2 separate regions of the Homo sapiens genome follow, and region 1 is linked to region 2. Evidence: chromatin loops called from intact Hi-C (ENCODE). Cell type or tissue: chondrocyte. All regions are shown on one strand.

Region 1 (8,000 bases), 53 kb before region 2:
GTCTCAATCATTTATCATTACTTTGTATTAGAAACATTCAATATCCTCCTCCTAGCTATTTGAGTCTAATATATTATTGTTAACCGTAGTCATCCTTCAATAGTGTAGAATACTAGACTTACTCTTTTTTTATCTAGCTATACTTTTGTATCCTTTAACAAATCTCTTCCTATCCCCCTGCCCTCCGCCCATACCCATGCCCTTCTCACCCTCAAGTATCGTCTGTTCTAATTTTTACATCTATGAGATCAACTTTTTTTTTCTGACTCTCACATATGAATGAGAACATGTGGTGTTTAGCTTTCTGTTCCTGGCTTATTTCACTTAACATAATGTCCTTCAGTTCCATCTACGTTGCTATGAATGATAGGATTTTATTCTTTTTAAGAGCTGAATAGTATTCCATTGTATATACATACCACACTTTCTTTATCCATTCATCTGTTTTTGGACACCCAGGTTGAGTCCATATCTTGGCTACTGTGAATAGTGCTGCAATAAACATGCAGTGCAGGTGTCTCTTTGATATACTAATTTTACTAATTTCCTTTGCTTTGTATAAATGCTCAGTGGTGGGATTGCTGGATCATATGGTAGTTCTAGTTGTACTTTTCTTGAGTACTCTCCATACTCTTCTCCTTAGTGGCTATACTAGTTTACATCCCCAAATTCAGTTCCATCTTTAACTATCTTAGTTTAATTCTGAGTTGGAATCGTTTCTTTTGATGATGATGACGCTTTGGTTTTTTTAAAAACTGGGAGTTAAGAAAGTTAGAAATGCCTTACGTGTTAAGACTAGTCATTTCAGTTGTTTGTTTTCCTGAAACAACTTTTGTGATATGTCTAGATAATACAGCCAGTAGCATAACAGTCTTAATTCTGATGTATATGCGCTTGGTCATGCCTACTTCTTTATCTAAAGAATTGGGCAACAATTTCTGCTGTTGGTGTGTTATTTAATTATATTACTGATTCTAGATTTAATAAAGACTAAAACCTTCTAGCCCTGTGTTTTAGCTACAAGATACCAGCTAGCCTTTATTTGCTTCAAATTGTCTGCCAATGATGGTAAACAAAGTGATTCTCAAAGGAAATTTTGTTCAAAATAGTCTCAAAGACTATTGCTATTGGCAAACTAAGGAAAATAATAAAGCTCTTCAGAAAAACTTGACAGAGGCAGTTTTGCAAGTGAGTACCACCCACAATCATTTCACTCTGTCTCCATTCTCCCAGGTGCATGGCAGGAAACTAAAATCTTCATTCTTACTATTTACCCAAGATAAGTTAAATATATTGAGCAAGTGCTTATTTGTAAAACTACCATATCATTAGTGTTACAAGGAAATATTTTCAGTTCATCTTTCTGATTACATCTATCTGTTTTTAATAGGTATATAGTTTGTTTCTATTTTTTATTTGATCTATCATTTTGACTTATAGAGTATCTCTGGCTTTTGATTATAACCTGATTGTATTTTGTCCTAAGAGTAGCTTTATTTATGAAGACCATCATGGGGTAAAACTAGTGACATTATTGGCACATAGTTCCTATTAGAGAGAATAATCTGGTTTAAAATAAATGTCATTTTGAGTAATCTTTAGGACAACTCCCAGTCTTAGGCAAACTTGGGTGTGCCCTCACCAATGACATAGTCAGGAAAAGTGGTAAATGGGGGAGTTTAGACACAGAACAATTGAAGGGTGCTCAGACATATCTCAGCAGTGTTAGCATGATGACTGCACAATTTGGATTGCAAACCCAGAAACGCCCTTCAAGTTAAATCCACTGAACAATTGTAATTTTTACAGGCAAAACTAGTTTCATTCTAGTGGGTTCACGGGCCTATATACTCCCAGATTGACCTTTATTTTAGTTCTTTGTTTTTTTTGTTTTGTTTTGTTTTGTTTTTTGTTTGTTTTTTTGAGACGGAGTCTTGCTCTGTCGCCCAGGCTGGAGTGCAGTGGCCTGATCTCCACTAACTGCAACCTCCGCCTCCCAGGTTCAAGCAATTCTCTGCCTCAGCCTCCTGAGTATCTGGGATTACAGGGGCGCATCACCATGCCCAGCTAATTTTTGTATTTTTAGTAGAGATGGGGTTTCACCACGTTAGCCAGGCTGGTCCTGAACGCCTGACCTCATGATCCACCCGCCTCAGCTTCCCAAAGTGCTGGGATTACAGGTGTGAGCCACCGCTCCTAGCCTTGTTTTAGCTTTTATATATATTAATAAAAGATTTGCAGGTTCTTGGAGGTTAGTCTTCACATTACTAAATAAGTATCAAGGATTGCCCATAATTTTTCAATTATAATAAATGAAAATAAAAATCTAAGTTGAACTTGTAGGGAACTACACAAAAGACTTGTTTCTGGCTGGACTCAGTGGCCCATGCCTGTAATCCCAGCACTTTGGGAGGCTGAGGCAGGTGGATCATGAGGTCAGGAGTTCAAGACCAGTCTGGCCAACATGGTGAAACCCCAACTGTACTAAAAATACAAAAATTAGCTGGGCGTGGTGGTGGGCACCTATAATCCCAGCTGCTCTGGAGGATGAGGCAGAAAATTGCTTGAACCTGGAAGGTGGAGGTTGCAGTGAGCCGAGATCGCGCTACTGCACTCCAGCCTGGGCGACAGAGCAAGACTCCATCTCAAAAAAAATAAAAGGACTTGTTTCTACTCATCTGAAGTATAGGAGGGTGTTCAAAGGAAGACTCCTGGCTTGTCTAGAGAGTATACATACGTCATGTATGCACAGCTTAGAAGGCAAGAAAGTATATTACACAATAGAGGAGTTAATTTTTTTCTTTTTTTTTGAGATGGAGTTTCACTCTTTTTGCCCAGGCTGGAGTCAGTGGTGTGGTCTTGGCTCACTGCAACCTCCACCTCCTGGGTTCAAGCCATCCTCCTGTCTCAGCCTCCAGAGTAGCTGAGATTACAGGTGCACGCCACCACGCCCAGCTGATTTTTTTATTTTTAGTGGAGATGGCATTTCTCTATGTTGGTCAGGCTGGTCTCGAACTCCTGACCTCAGGTGATCCACCCGCCTCGGCCTCCCAAAGTGCTGCAATTACAGGCGTGAGCCGCTGCGCCCAGCCGAGCTAATTCTTTTTAAAGGAAAAGTCATTTATATTTTCCTCTCTAAAACCATACCTAGTCTGTCAGAGTTATCTGAGATGTTTTCCTATTTCTCTTCATAGGTTGTATTCCCTGGCAATTTCGAATAACTTGTTTTAGCCTATCATACCTTGTTTTAGAACAAGAAAGTTAGAATTACAGAATATTGGGAAGCAAGAACATAAGTTCTCAAAGCATCAAGACTATAACCTTTTTCTTTGGGCAGTAGTATGATGTGTCTTTAGCCACTGATTAACCCAGGCATTAGTTTTTTAGAACTATAAACATTAAAATATGAGGTTCTCAACTTTTCTGTTCCTGCACACCTGAGAGATACAAGGTATTCATATTAGTGACTATGGCTGGGAATCAGAATCTTGAAGGAGAGGTGTTGGTATGATTTAAAGAGAAAAATAAATGATGTGATAACACTTCCTCAGCTTTTCCTCTAGAGTCACTGGAGTAGGTTTAGATGATGACCAAGGTTCTTCTAGTTCTAAAATTCTGTTATGCTTTCTCTACTCTTCTTTTCATGCCAGCTACATGCTTGTTTCTCCATAATGATAGGGCCCAATTTTCCCTAAGAGAGAGAGTGACTACAGAACTGTTATTCCTATTTTGTCTTATGTGCAAGAACATTCCTACTTTGTCTTATGTGCAAGAATATATATATATAGTGGGGGGTTGGGGGAGAGATGAGGTCTCACTGTCACCCCGGCTGGAGTGCAGTGGCATCATCATAGCTCACTGGGGCCTCTAACTCTTGGGTTCAAGGGAACCTCTTGCCTTAGCCTCCTGAGTAGCTGGGACTACAGGTGCACACGCCACTATGCCTACCTAATTTTTAAAATGTTTCATAGAGATGCGGTCTCACTATGTTGCTCAGGCTGGTTTCAAACTCCTGGCCTCGTGATCCTCCCGCCTCAGCTCACCAAAATACTGGGATAACAGGCAGGAGCCACTGCACCCAGCCCCAGTATCCTTTATTTAGATGGGAAGTAAGATAAGTTTAAAGTAAAAACTGGGAATTCACTTGCTGGTATGTTTGGGGAAAATATTCTAGAATAGGAACATTTCAAATTTTCCTTTTTCAAAGCAAATTAAGGAAAAAAATCCCCTGAAAATAAATTGTTAAATGTTCAAATAGCATTTAAAACTTCTGTGGTAGAAATCAGATTTCTACCTGACTTCCTTAATTAAAATATATAGTGTATACTCCAATATACATCAGAAACTGGAATTTGTTAAGTATTCTGATTGTTTCTTTCTGTCTGGGATGCTTAAAGTGTTAATTAAATGATATGTAAAACATATGTGGACTATGGATTTTGTCTAAAACAATAATGTGATATAAAAATGTCTCAGATTTATTGTTAGACAAAATCAAAGGTACTTTTATGTAATCTGTTGCATACATCATAGCTGTAGAAAATCCTTAACTTCAGTTAGAGGTTAGTGAAAATAAAGATGTGACTTTTTTTCCCATTGTTCACATAAACCCTGGTCTAAAATTATTTTTATTACCCCAGGCACATTCAAGGAAGCCAGAATCATCAGCGTCTCAAGAGATTTAGTCTTTGAGGAAAGTGGAGCTTAGTCTTTTCTGTTTTTAGCTCTTAGTGCTTTTCAAACCTTTAAAATAAGTAAGTGGTTGACTGTTAAATGATGATTGTCAATATCTCTTGCATTAGGAACTTGGCTTATTGCCACGAATTTTATTTCAGATTACTAAAGAAATTGATATTTATGAAAGCCAATGTAGTCAGTGTATCTTAAAGTCAAACTACTAGAATATATCTGCTAATAGTAATAAGTGCTTTATTTATGTCTTGACTTTGAGCTGCTATAGCCATAAGTATTTTTTGTCATTAAAATGTTCCTTCGTCATTAAAAATATAATTCATATCACAATCCTGAATCATCCTTCTACTTTATGAAACGACTGCTTGGTCAAATTTGTGTGATTATTATTTTTTTAATTTACTTTTTATTGTGGCAAAATATATACAATACAGAAGTTACCATTTTAACCATGTTTAAGTGTACAACTCAGTGGCATTAATTACATTTACAGTGTTGTACACCCATTACCACTATCTGTTTCCAGAATTTCTCATCACCCCAAACAGAAACGCTGTACTCTTTAAGCAATAACATTCCATACCCTACTCCACCCAGCCCCTGGTAACCTCTAATCTGCTTTCCATCTCCATAAATTTGCCCTTTCTCAACATTTTATATAAATTGAGTCATATAATATTTATCTTTTTGTGTCTGGTTTGTTTTCCTTAGCATAATGTTTTCAAGGTTCATCCATGTTGTCACATGTATCAGAATTCCATTCATTTTTATAGCTGAATAATTTTCCATTGTATGTGTATATTACATTTTGTTGATTCCTTCATCTGTAGAAGTATACCTGGTAACCTTTTGGCTATTGTGAATTATTTTGTCATAAACTTTGTGGTAAAGTATCTGTTTGAGTCCCTGTTTTCAATTATTTTGGAAGTATAATTAGGAGTAGAATTGCTGATGGTGATTATGTTTAACTTTTTGAGCTATGTGATCATTCTTTACACTAGTTCATTCTATTTTTTATTATCTTCACATTAATATTTCATAAGTTTTTAAATTTTTTTGCTTATTTCCTTGGTTGACTTTTGTTGCTGATTTTAAAGAAATTATTTGTTTTGATCATTCATTTTTTTCTTTTCTTTTCAATTGTTTGTTTTTCAGACCTGAGTCAGAACTCCATCACAGGGGAACACAGCCAACTGTTAGGTATAGTATTACTGTGGGGATTGACTTTATCCAAAGTCACCCTTAACTCATTTATCCTAACAGACATTACTCCCTTCTCTGATTCTATTTTCTATCCCCTCCTTTTCTACTTCCCACCCAACAACTTTTTTCCTGCTGTTTCTATTCCCAACTTGCCAAGTTTTAGGAAACTACTTCTATAATTGATTACTAAGACTCAGTTAAATTAAAAAGTAATTTTGCATGGTTTATGGTTAAAAAAAATCTAAGAACTAGAATTTTTTAAAGATAATTTGGAAAAGAAGATATTATAATAGCTTTGTAATATCTGACTTTGCAGCTAATTTTCCCTTTTTATTACTTTTCTTGGCCTTTTGATCCCCTTTTTAATTATTGAAAGTACTTCATAAACAGTATGTCCTTAAGCAGTCCTTAGAATTTGGTGTTCCAGTTCCTTATCTATGAAACAAATTATGGAAATGAATTTACTTCCTCTGGGTACCACTTCTTTAAAGTAAGTGCATAATTTGACAAGAATTTCTCTTTTTTTTTTTGAGACAGTGTCTCGCTCTGTCACCAGGCTGGAGTGCAGTGGTGCGATCTCCACTCACTGCAAGCTCCGCCTCCCAGGTTCATGCCATTCTCCTGCCTCAGCCTCCCAAGTAGCTGGGACTACAGGCGCCCGCCACCACACCCAGCTAATTTTTGTATTTTTAGTACAGACAGGGTTTCACCATGTCGGCCAGGATGGTCTCCATCTCCTGACCTCGTGATCCGCCCACCTCTGCCTCCCAAAATGCTGGGATTACAGGTGTGAGCCACTGCACCCGGCCTTGACAGGAATTTCACAAGACCTCAGGACTGATAAATTTTCAAAGTGTAAAAAGAAACATACCCTGATGAGGCATTCAGCTCAAACAAAAGGCATATATAAAGAAAGTAAAAGTATCTCTTCTTCTTACCACCTCATTTCCACCTCTTAAAAGTACTTGCTGTTGACAGTTTCTTGGGAATTCTTCTAGAAATTTTTAATTATAAATTTTTGTATTATATATGACTATCTTTTCCTTTTTATATCAATGGTGTTATAGTAAATGGACTGTTCTATTATACAGACTGCTTCTTTTTACTTAACATTTTACCTTGGACATCTTAGTACATAAAGTTCTGCTTCATTCCTTTGTTTGTGATGGAAGAGTATTTCATTGTGCTCCTGCACTATAATTTTATTCAGCCAGTTTCCTACTCATGAGCATGTATTTCCAAGTGTGTTACTGTTGTAAGTTGTGTTGCAATGAATATCTTATACTTATATCCAGTATATAAGATAGATATATCAGTCTTAATGCCAGTATATTTGTAGGGTAAATTCCTAACAGTGGAATTCCTTACTCAAAAGATATGTACATGTTTAAAAAGATACATCAGCTTAAACTCTCACCAGTATGGAGTAATGCTTGACTCTCTATAATAAAAAAAAAAACAGGTATTATTAATCTTAAAATAGTTTCTTTACCTAATAGGTGAAAATGGCATCTCTAGTTTTTTATTTATACTTCCTTCAGTGTAAGTGAGGTTAAGTAATTTTTAGTATATTATTTGGTATTTAACACTTGTGTGTCTATGTATGCTTTGATTTGAGGCTTATTTTGATCCCTGCTGAGCTTTTAGCTGTTTAAATATGTGTAAAGCAGCTATGGAAAAATAAGCTATCAAAAAGTCCAAAGTAGGGAAAGTAAAAACTTCAGAGGATTAGTTGAAGAAACTGGGATACTCCTTTTTCGTTCTTTCTATATTAAAGACTTAGGATAGTCCTTGGGTTAATGAGAAGAGTTTATGAGACCATAGCCCTCATTCCTTTAGTGAGTTTATATGCTGAAACAGTACCTGACATCCTAGGCACTCAGTATATATTTGTTAAGTAAATGGTTTGACATAAATATACAAATCTGATCACCAAGGTCCTGACCGTGTGATGTTAGAGGTTTTTTGTTTTTTTGGTTTTTGGTTTTTTTGAGATGGAGTCTTGATCTGTCACCCAGGCTGGAGTGCGGTGGCACGATCTTGGCTCACTGCAACCTCCACCTCTCAGATTCAAGCAGTTCTCTGGCCTCAGCCTCCTGAGTAGC
Region 2 (8,000 bases):
CAATGCCAAACCCATCAGGTTCCCAATGAGATAGACCAAACCCTGAAGAAACTTCTGGCTTGAACTTTCTAACATCTTGAAAGCTGTTGCGGTAACAGAAGTTGTCAAACCAAAAGAACTCTTTCCCCCAATACGAATCAAGCCAACTGTATATTAAATTCATATAGACAGACCCATAGTAAGACAGCAAATAGGACCATTAAAGGCAAACAGAAAACCATGGTAAGCACTACACTCCCCTCCATGCCACCACCATTACCCCACTCCCCTATATACCTGTTAGCCAAAAACTGTCCCTAAGAATTTACCTTTAATTCTTCCTTTTTTTTGAGATGGAGTCTCGTTCTGTCACCCAGGCTGGAGTGCAGTGGCACGATCTCGGCTCACTGCAACCTCTGCCTCCCAGGTTCAAGTGATTCTCCTGTCTCAGCCTCCCAAGCAGCTGGGATTACAGGCGTGTGCCACCACGCCCAGCTAATTTTTGCATTTTTAGTAGAGACAAGGTTTCACCATGTTGGCCAGGCTGGTCTCGAACTCCTGCCCTCAGATGATCCACCCAGCTTGGCGCCTCCCAAAGTGCTGGGATTACAGGCGTGAGCCACCATGCCCGGCCTGCCTTTAATTCTTCAAACTTATGGAAGGGTTATTGTTTCAAGAATACTTACTGGCTGAAATGGCCATAAGTGCCTGAATGGGTCGCCAGGCCATCATACACACCATCATAGTAGGGAAGATGGAGATAGTATTGCCTGCCATGTACATGATGAAGAGATTCATGGGAATCTGTTTGAGGGGACCCAAGGCGATGTCCCAGCAGCGCTAAAACAAAACACACAATTTTAACCCTCTGATCACTACCCTTAGTCCCACATTTGCCATATCACTGATGCTAAATCACATGAACGGAATTCCCAACTCCCTGCTTCTAACTGAGCTGACTCCTCAATTCTACGACCTCTTCCCTTCTCCACGTTGCCACAGGAAGGCTCTCCTACTCAAGATAAAGTATCCTTACCATCTGTTATGCCTTTCCCTATAGGTTTTCCAGATGTCATTTTTTTCTCCTGATTTTGGAAAAAAGATCTCCCTGCTTTTGTCCTGGTACTTATGTATCTATCAATGTCCTATCTACAACTGAAGAAATAGATAAATCCACATAATGGGAGATTAGCACACCTCAGTCAATAACTAATAGAACCATCGAACTAATTTAGTTCCAGAAATAATAGAATTAGCAGGCAAATCAAGACATAGAAGATTTGAATGACATTAACAAACTTAACCCAACTGACATGTAACACTGCACTCAACAATTGCAGAATTCACATTCTTTTCAAACAAGATATTCACAAAAACTGACCACTCGCTGAGCCATGAAGAAAATGTCAATCTCAAAGAATGCAAATTGTACAAAACATATTCTTTGACTACAATGATATTAAACTAGAAATAATTTTATAGTAACTAGAAAATCTCTTATGTTTGGGAATTAACAATGATACATGAAGAAATTATAATGGAAAATAGATTTATATGATAGCAAAAGTACCACATTTTAAAACTCGTGGGACACAGCTAGAGTTCTGAGAAATTTATAACCTTAAATACATACTACCAGGTTGCTGCAAAAGTAACTGCGGTTGTTGCCATTAAAAGTAATGGCAATGTGGCCGGGCGCGGTGCCTCACACCTGTAATCCCAGCACTTTGGGAGGCCGAGCTTGGTGGATCACCTGAGGTCAGGAGTTTCAGACCAGCCTGGCCAACGTGGTGAAACCCCGTCTCTACTAAAAATACAAAAAAATTAGCTGGACGTGGTGGTGGGTGCCTATAATCCCAGCTACTCGGGAGGCTGAGGCAGGAGAATTGCTTGACCCTGGGAGGCAGAGGTTGCAGTGAGCCAAGGTCGTGCTATTGCATTCCAGCCTCGGCGACAACAGCAAGACTGTCTCAAAAGAAAAGAAAAAAAGTAATGGCAGTCTAAAAATAAACTAAGCATCCATTTCAAGAAACTAGAAAAAAACCCAAGTATTTTTGAAAAGATTAATAAAATCAATACTGGTGATGGGTACAGTGACCTGTAAAAATAAATGAAAATAATTTTTAAAAAATCAATACTGGTGAGCCTGATGAAGAAAGGAGAGGAGACAAAATATTCAATATCAGGAATGAAAAAATGAACATCACAGATCTTGCATATATGGAAGTGATCATATTATGAACAACTTTATATCAATACATTTGAAATTTTAGGAAATGGATAAGTTTCTAGAAAAAATGTAACAAAATGACAGGAGAAATTAGAAATATAAATAGCCCCGGGCCGAGCGCGGTGGCTCATGCCTGCAATCCCAGCACTTTGGAAGGCCAAGGCGGATGGATCACCTGAGGTCAGGAGTTCAAGACCAGCCTGGCAAACATGGTGATACCCTGTCTGTACTAAAAATACAAAAATTAGCCGGGCTACTGCAGAAATCTAGATGAAGGATGGTGGCTTGGATTAGGATGAGAGGTGAACACAGGAAAAAGTAGTAGGTAAAGCCAACAGAGTATCCTGACAGTTGGATATGTGGTGTAAGGGAACCAGAGTAGAAAAAGGATCACTTCAACTGGAAGATGTTGCCACCAAAAGATAGTTTTCAACCTACTTTCTTATACCTTATGTTCCAAACATCTTCTATTTTTCAAATTATTAAGCACTTTTGTAGCTGATATATAAAATACCGAAATACCAGCCTCAAGCAGTTTAGTTTCCAAATCTTCAGGATAAGAGCTATCTACGTTAACTCCACCTAGGAGAAGAGGATGAGTGTGTAACTCAGGACTGGCCCATGGGCTACGGTAACATCTATACCTCTGTACCTTCTCCACCAGGATCCGGTCTGTCTCTTGCACGCTGGTATCAGGCACTTGCTTGTCCAAGTAACCGACTGGGTAGAGCGAGTCTCCCTGGCCACTGCCCCGGTCACTTCGACCCCTAAAAAACCAAACCAAGAAACTAAAGCTGCAACCTCCGATACTTCTTATCCCACATTTCCTGATCTACCAATCATAGGAATAAAGATCTTCAGATGCACCTACTCAGATTAGACCAAGCCCCCTCGTATGTTCCTCAGTCCTTTGACTTATCAGGAGGACTGATGTAAGCATTGTTTGAGCAGAGAAACTTCCACGGCAGAAAAGCCGCTACCTCCCCAGGTGATGTCTGTGTGCCACCCATCTTTTTCAGAGTTATGCCTGAGGGCTCAGGTCTCATTACTCTGGTGCAGTTCTGGGATGAACAGTGATGTACAGCTTGCCCAGGTGCCTCACCTGCTGCCTCCTCCAGGCCCGCTTAGCTCAATGGCCCACTTGAAGCGCCGGCCTCGGTTAGCCACCAGGCCCCCCTGGGCCGTCATGGCAACAGCTGCGTCCTATAGCCTCGATGCTTCTCAGTCCAAAGCGTACTCCACAACAGGCCCACCAGCGTTCTCCGCTTTGTCTCACTCTGCAAATGCACTTCCGGCGCGTGAATACGACGTCATTTCCGCCCTGGAAATTGGTGGTGCTGTGGGTTGAGGAGTCCGGGTTTGGATTTAGAAAAGCAGGGAGGAAAAAAAACCAGGCAAGACTTAGTGCTTCCTAAAGCCACTTCCGCGCGCTCCCCTTTTGAATGTCCTTGTTATGTGTTCCCTGACCTCTGAGGTGCACTTTATGGGGCTGAAGGAAAGCCCATACTGACTCAGCGTTAAGAATTGGTGGGCGGATCACCTGAAGTCAGGAGTTCGAGACCAGCCTGGCTAACATGGTGAAACCCCGTCTCTACTAAAAATACAAAATATTAGCCGGGCTTAGTGGCGGGCGCCTGTAATCCCAGCTACTTAGGAGGCTGAGGCAGGAGAATCGCTTGGATCCGGGAGCCGGAGGTTGCAGTGAACTGAGACCGAGCGATTGCACGCCAGCCTGGGCAGCAAGAGCGAAACTCTGTCTCAAAAAAAAAAAAAAGGAAGCCAAGAAAAGCTTCTTAACCTCCTACGCGCTCCCTGGAACAAAAGATTCAAATCCTGGGTTTAAATCCTAGCTTGACCTTGAGCGAGTTACTTAGTAGTTTCTGAGTATTGAATGTCCACTGTGTCATGTGTTTATTTCATTTCACTTGCACAGTAACCTTGCGAGGTAAACAGTTCTAACCACATTCTGCACAAAGGCAAGGCAGCATTGTGGGCATGGAAGGGGACATGGGCTCGGTATTCAGTTAGCCTGCGTTTGTTGTTGTTTGTTTTGGGTTTGTTTTTTGAGACAGGGTTTCACTCCGTTGCCGAGGCTGTAGTGCAGTGGCGCTATCACGGCTCACTGCAGCCTCGACTTCCCCGGCTCAAGCGATCTTCCCACCTGAGCGTTCCTTCCAACCTGAGCGTTCCGAGGAGCTAGGACCACAGGGCGCGCCACCACGCCCCAGTCTTGTTTTGTTTTGTTTTGTTTTGTTTTGACAGGGTTTCGCTATGTTGCTCAGGCTGCTCTCAAACTCTTGGGTTCAAGTGATTCTCCTGCCTTGGCCTCCCAAAATGTTGAGATTACAAAGGCATGGGCCACTGCACCCAGCAGATGGCCTCCTTTTGAATCCTGGTTTCACCACTTAATAATTGTATGACCTTGGGCAAGTTGAATTTGTTTCAGCCTCTTCATGTAAAAGTTGGATAATCTACCTACTTTCAAGGCTTGTGAGATTAGTGCCCACCACATATCTGGTGTTTGGTTTGTTTGTGTTTTTGTTCGAGACGGAGTTTTGCTTTTGTTGCCCAGGCTGGAGTGCAATGGCACTATCTCGGCTCACTGCAACCTCCGTCTCCCGGGTTCAAGCAATTCTCCTGCCTCAGCCTCCCGAGTACCAGGGATTACAGGCGCACGCCACCACGTCCAGCTAATTTTGTATTTTTAGTAGAGATGGGATTTCACCGTGTTGGTCAGGCTGGTTTCGAACTCCCGACCTCAGGTGATCTGCCTGCCTCGGCCTCCCAAAGTGCTAGGTTATGTGGTGTTTTTAATGATGTATCACATCATTACCAAATAACACCATTGATGTGTTTTTAATGACGTGTCATTAAATAATGTATGTCATTCTTTAAAGTGATTGGGTTTTGTATGGTATACCTTTTTCATAATATAGCCTATTATTGGACATTTAAATTGTTTCCTGTTTTCCTTCCTTTTATAACCAGTGTTGCTGTGAACATATCTGTATGTCTTTTCTTATTTCCTAAAGTTATAGTCCTAGAAGTGAAATTGGAGTTGCTGGATCAAAGAGTATGCACATTTTTAAAGAATTTTCATTTTAAATGCCCACAGGAGCCAGGCGTGGTGGCTCACACCTGTCATCCCAGAACTTTGGGAGGCTGAGGCAGGAGGATTGCTTTAGCTCAGAAGTTCAAGACCAGCCTAGGCAACATAGTGAGACCTTGCCTCTGCAAACAACAACAAAAAAAATTAAAATGTCCACTAGGAAAAATGGCACCATTTACATTTCACAGTCTATAATTTTTTTAATAGTTTGAAATGGTACTGTATTATTTTTTAATTTGTATTTCTTTGACTCCAAGTTATTCGATATGGCTGGAGTTAGGGGGAAGGAGATGCTGTGGGAGGTAAGGTTGAAAAAGGCTTCCTTGGCCAACAAAAAAGTTGGGACTCTTGAAGATGATGATGATGTAAGAGAGGCTGAAGATTGCCACCTCCACTTTATTTTCTGATTTTAAAAATATGTGTTCATAGCAGACTACTTAAACAAGGCAGAAATGGAAGTCTTTTGCCTCTCCAATCCATCCTAAAATGTGTATCTATCTGATTGTAGGAAGACCTAACTATAGATTGTGTTTCTGCTCCTTTCTACTTTTTGTCTTTACCACGTTCTGTCTCATGAACCTTATATTTATCTCAAGCTTCTGACCCTATTGGGCATTCTTCTTTGTTGCATTATATGCTGCATAATAGCACTTACCACATTGCATTTTGTTTGTTAAAGTCCCCTGAGCACTTATTTCTACCCCTCTATAGGCAACCCTAAATCCCCCCAGGTCAGAAGCTATATATTATCTTTGAGCCTGTTGCCTAGAACATAGAAAGTACTGAATAAATGTTTAGCGAATGTGAGTAAATTAAATTGAAAGTAAACAAACACCAAGATGTGAATGTACTATAACTACACTTGTGCAAAATAAAACATAAAAATGGATATACATTCTATTGGGGCAATAATTTTCACGCAATTTTGTCTAATTTTCAAGATAATCTTATTACACTTTTCTTTTTTTTTTTTGAGACAGAGTCTCACTCTGTCACCGAGGCTGAAGTGCAGTGGCACGATCTTGGCTCACTGCATCCTCTGCCTCCCAGGTTCAAGCAATTTTCCTGTCTCAGCCTCCTGAGTAGCTGGGATTACAGGTGCCCGCCACCACGCCCTGTTCATTTTTGTATTTTTAGTAGAAATGGGGTTTCACTGTGTTGGCCAGGCTAGTCTCAAACTCCTGACCTCAGGTGATCCACCCACCTCGCCCACGCAAAGTGATGATTACAGGCATAAGCCACTACACCTGGCCTTCTTATTACATTTTAATACTTTTTTTTTTTTTTTTTTTTTTGAGATGGAGTCTTGCTCTGTTGCCAGGCTGGAGTGCAATGGCGCAATCTCGGCTCACTGCAACCTCCGCCTCCCAGGTTCAAGCAATTCTTCTGCCTCAGCCTCCCAAGTAGCTGAGACTACAGATGTGTGCCACTACGCCTGGCTAATTTTTGTATTTTCAGTGGAGACAGGGTGTCACCACATTGGCCAGGCTGATCTCGAACTCCTGACCTCGTGATCTGCCTGCCTCAGCCTCCCAAAGTGCTGGGATTACAGACGTGAGCCACTGCTCCTAGCCACATTTTAATAATTTTTTTTTACTTACTATTTTTTTGAGACAGGGTCTCACTGTGTTGCCCAGGCTTGTCTCAAACTCCTGAGCTTAAGCAGTCCTCCCGCCTTGGCCTCCCAAAGTGCTGGGATTACAGGCATGAGCCCACACCTGGCCCTGCTTTAATAAGTTTTAAATGAACACTTTTGAAAACATTAAGTTAGTCATTGGAATCATATATTCTTTCTACTTAAATACTCCCCTACTTGCTATAAAAATGTGTAAACTATAACCTAAATTAAAGTTGCTTTGGGCTGGGTGCTGTGGCTCACGCCTGTAATCCCAGCACTTTGGGAGGCCAAGGCAGGTGGATCACGAGGTCAGGAGTTCAAGACCAGCCTGGCCAAGATGGTGAAACCCCGTCCCTACTAAAAGTACAAAAAATTAGCTGGGCGTGATGGCAGTCATCTATAATCCCAGCTACTCAGGAGGCTGAGGCAGAGAATTTCTTGAACACAGGAGGTGGAGGTTGCAGTGAGCCAAGATTGTGCCACTGTACTCCAGCCTGGGGGACAGAGCAAGGCTCTGTCGCAAAAAAAATAAATAAACAAAAAATAAAAAGTTGCTTTGGCCTCAGTGGGAGTACTCTGGATCATTTATTTCTTTATCCTAGGAATCCTCATAGTATTATTTGTGAAACTCCGTTCCAAAAAATGAACACATCAGGACTAGGCTGAGGATGGTTCCAAGATTAGATAAATTTGAGAAATTCTACATATTATATTCTGCACACACACTCAAGAGAGTCTTAGTGCCGTTAGTATAACATATGAAAACAACAAGAAATGGTTTGGTAAAGAATCTCCTTTAATTTTGTTTCCCAATCTACTTGAGTAAGGAACCAGTTTTTTGTTGTTTTTTTTTCCTTAATACATTCGTTAACATCCAATAGAATCAGTGTTCCACAGAATACAGTGAGGGCAGCTGCTCTATATGCATGCTAGAATTCTTCAGGAGAAAGATGAAGGTCTCCCCTATAAAGCTTTGCTTGTTATTTTTAAAATATTAGAAGATCATTAGAAATAATAGGTTATTTATGGAAATGGAGCTTCAAGTTGGAATTAAAGTTTTAAAG

Evidence for each region. A loop is a pair of places that touch in the nucleus more often than their neighbours do. Peaks named below come from ENCODE experiments on the same cell type or tissue, not always from the same donor. Only the 100,000 strongest peaks of a DNase experiment are listed, where the experiment ranks them.
Region 1: a loop joins it to region 2, with 5 times the contacts of the local background. A loop is called at or near these places in 2 of 110 quality-filtered maps.

What each region holds. Positions count from the first base shown.
Region 1 is chr15:34,273,237-34,281,236 of GRCh38, reverse strand. It overlaps SLC12A6 (solute carrier family 12 member 6), which reads left to right. Exons shown (of 26, transcript NM_001365088.1): 3 at 5,848-5,892. Among named protein-coding and RNA genes, the nearest start is that of EMC4, 52 kb to the right of the region's middle. In chondrocyte, no CTCF peak of the experiment used is centred here; no DNase peak of the experiment used is centred here.
Region 2 is chr15:34,220,512-34,228,511 of GRCh38, reverse strand. EMC4 (ER membrane protein complex subunit 4) reads right to left here and starts at 3,496. Exons shown (of 5, transcript NM_016454.4): 1 at 3,312-3,496; 2 at 2,862-2,976; 3 at 666-819; 4 at 1-83. The coding sequence starts at 3,397. RefSeq lists an enhancer at 3,133-3,182. In chondrocyte, no CTCF peak of the experiment used is centred here; a DNase peak (open chromatin) is centred at 3,511.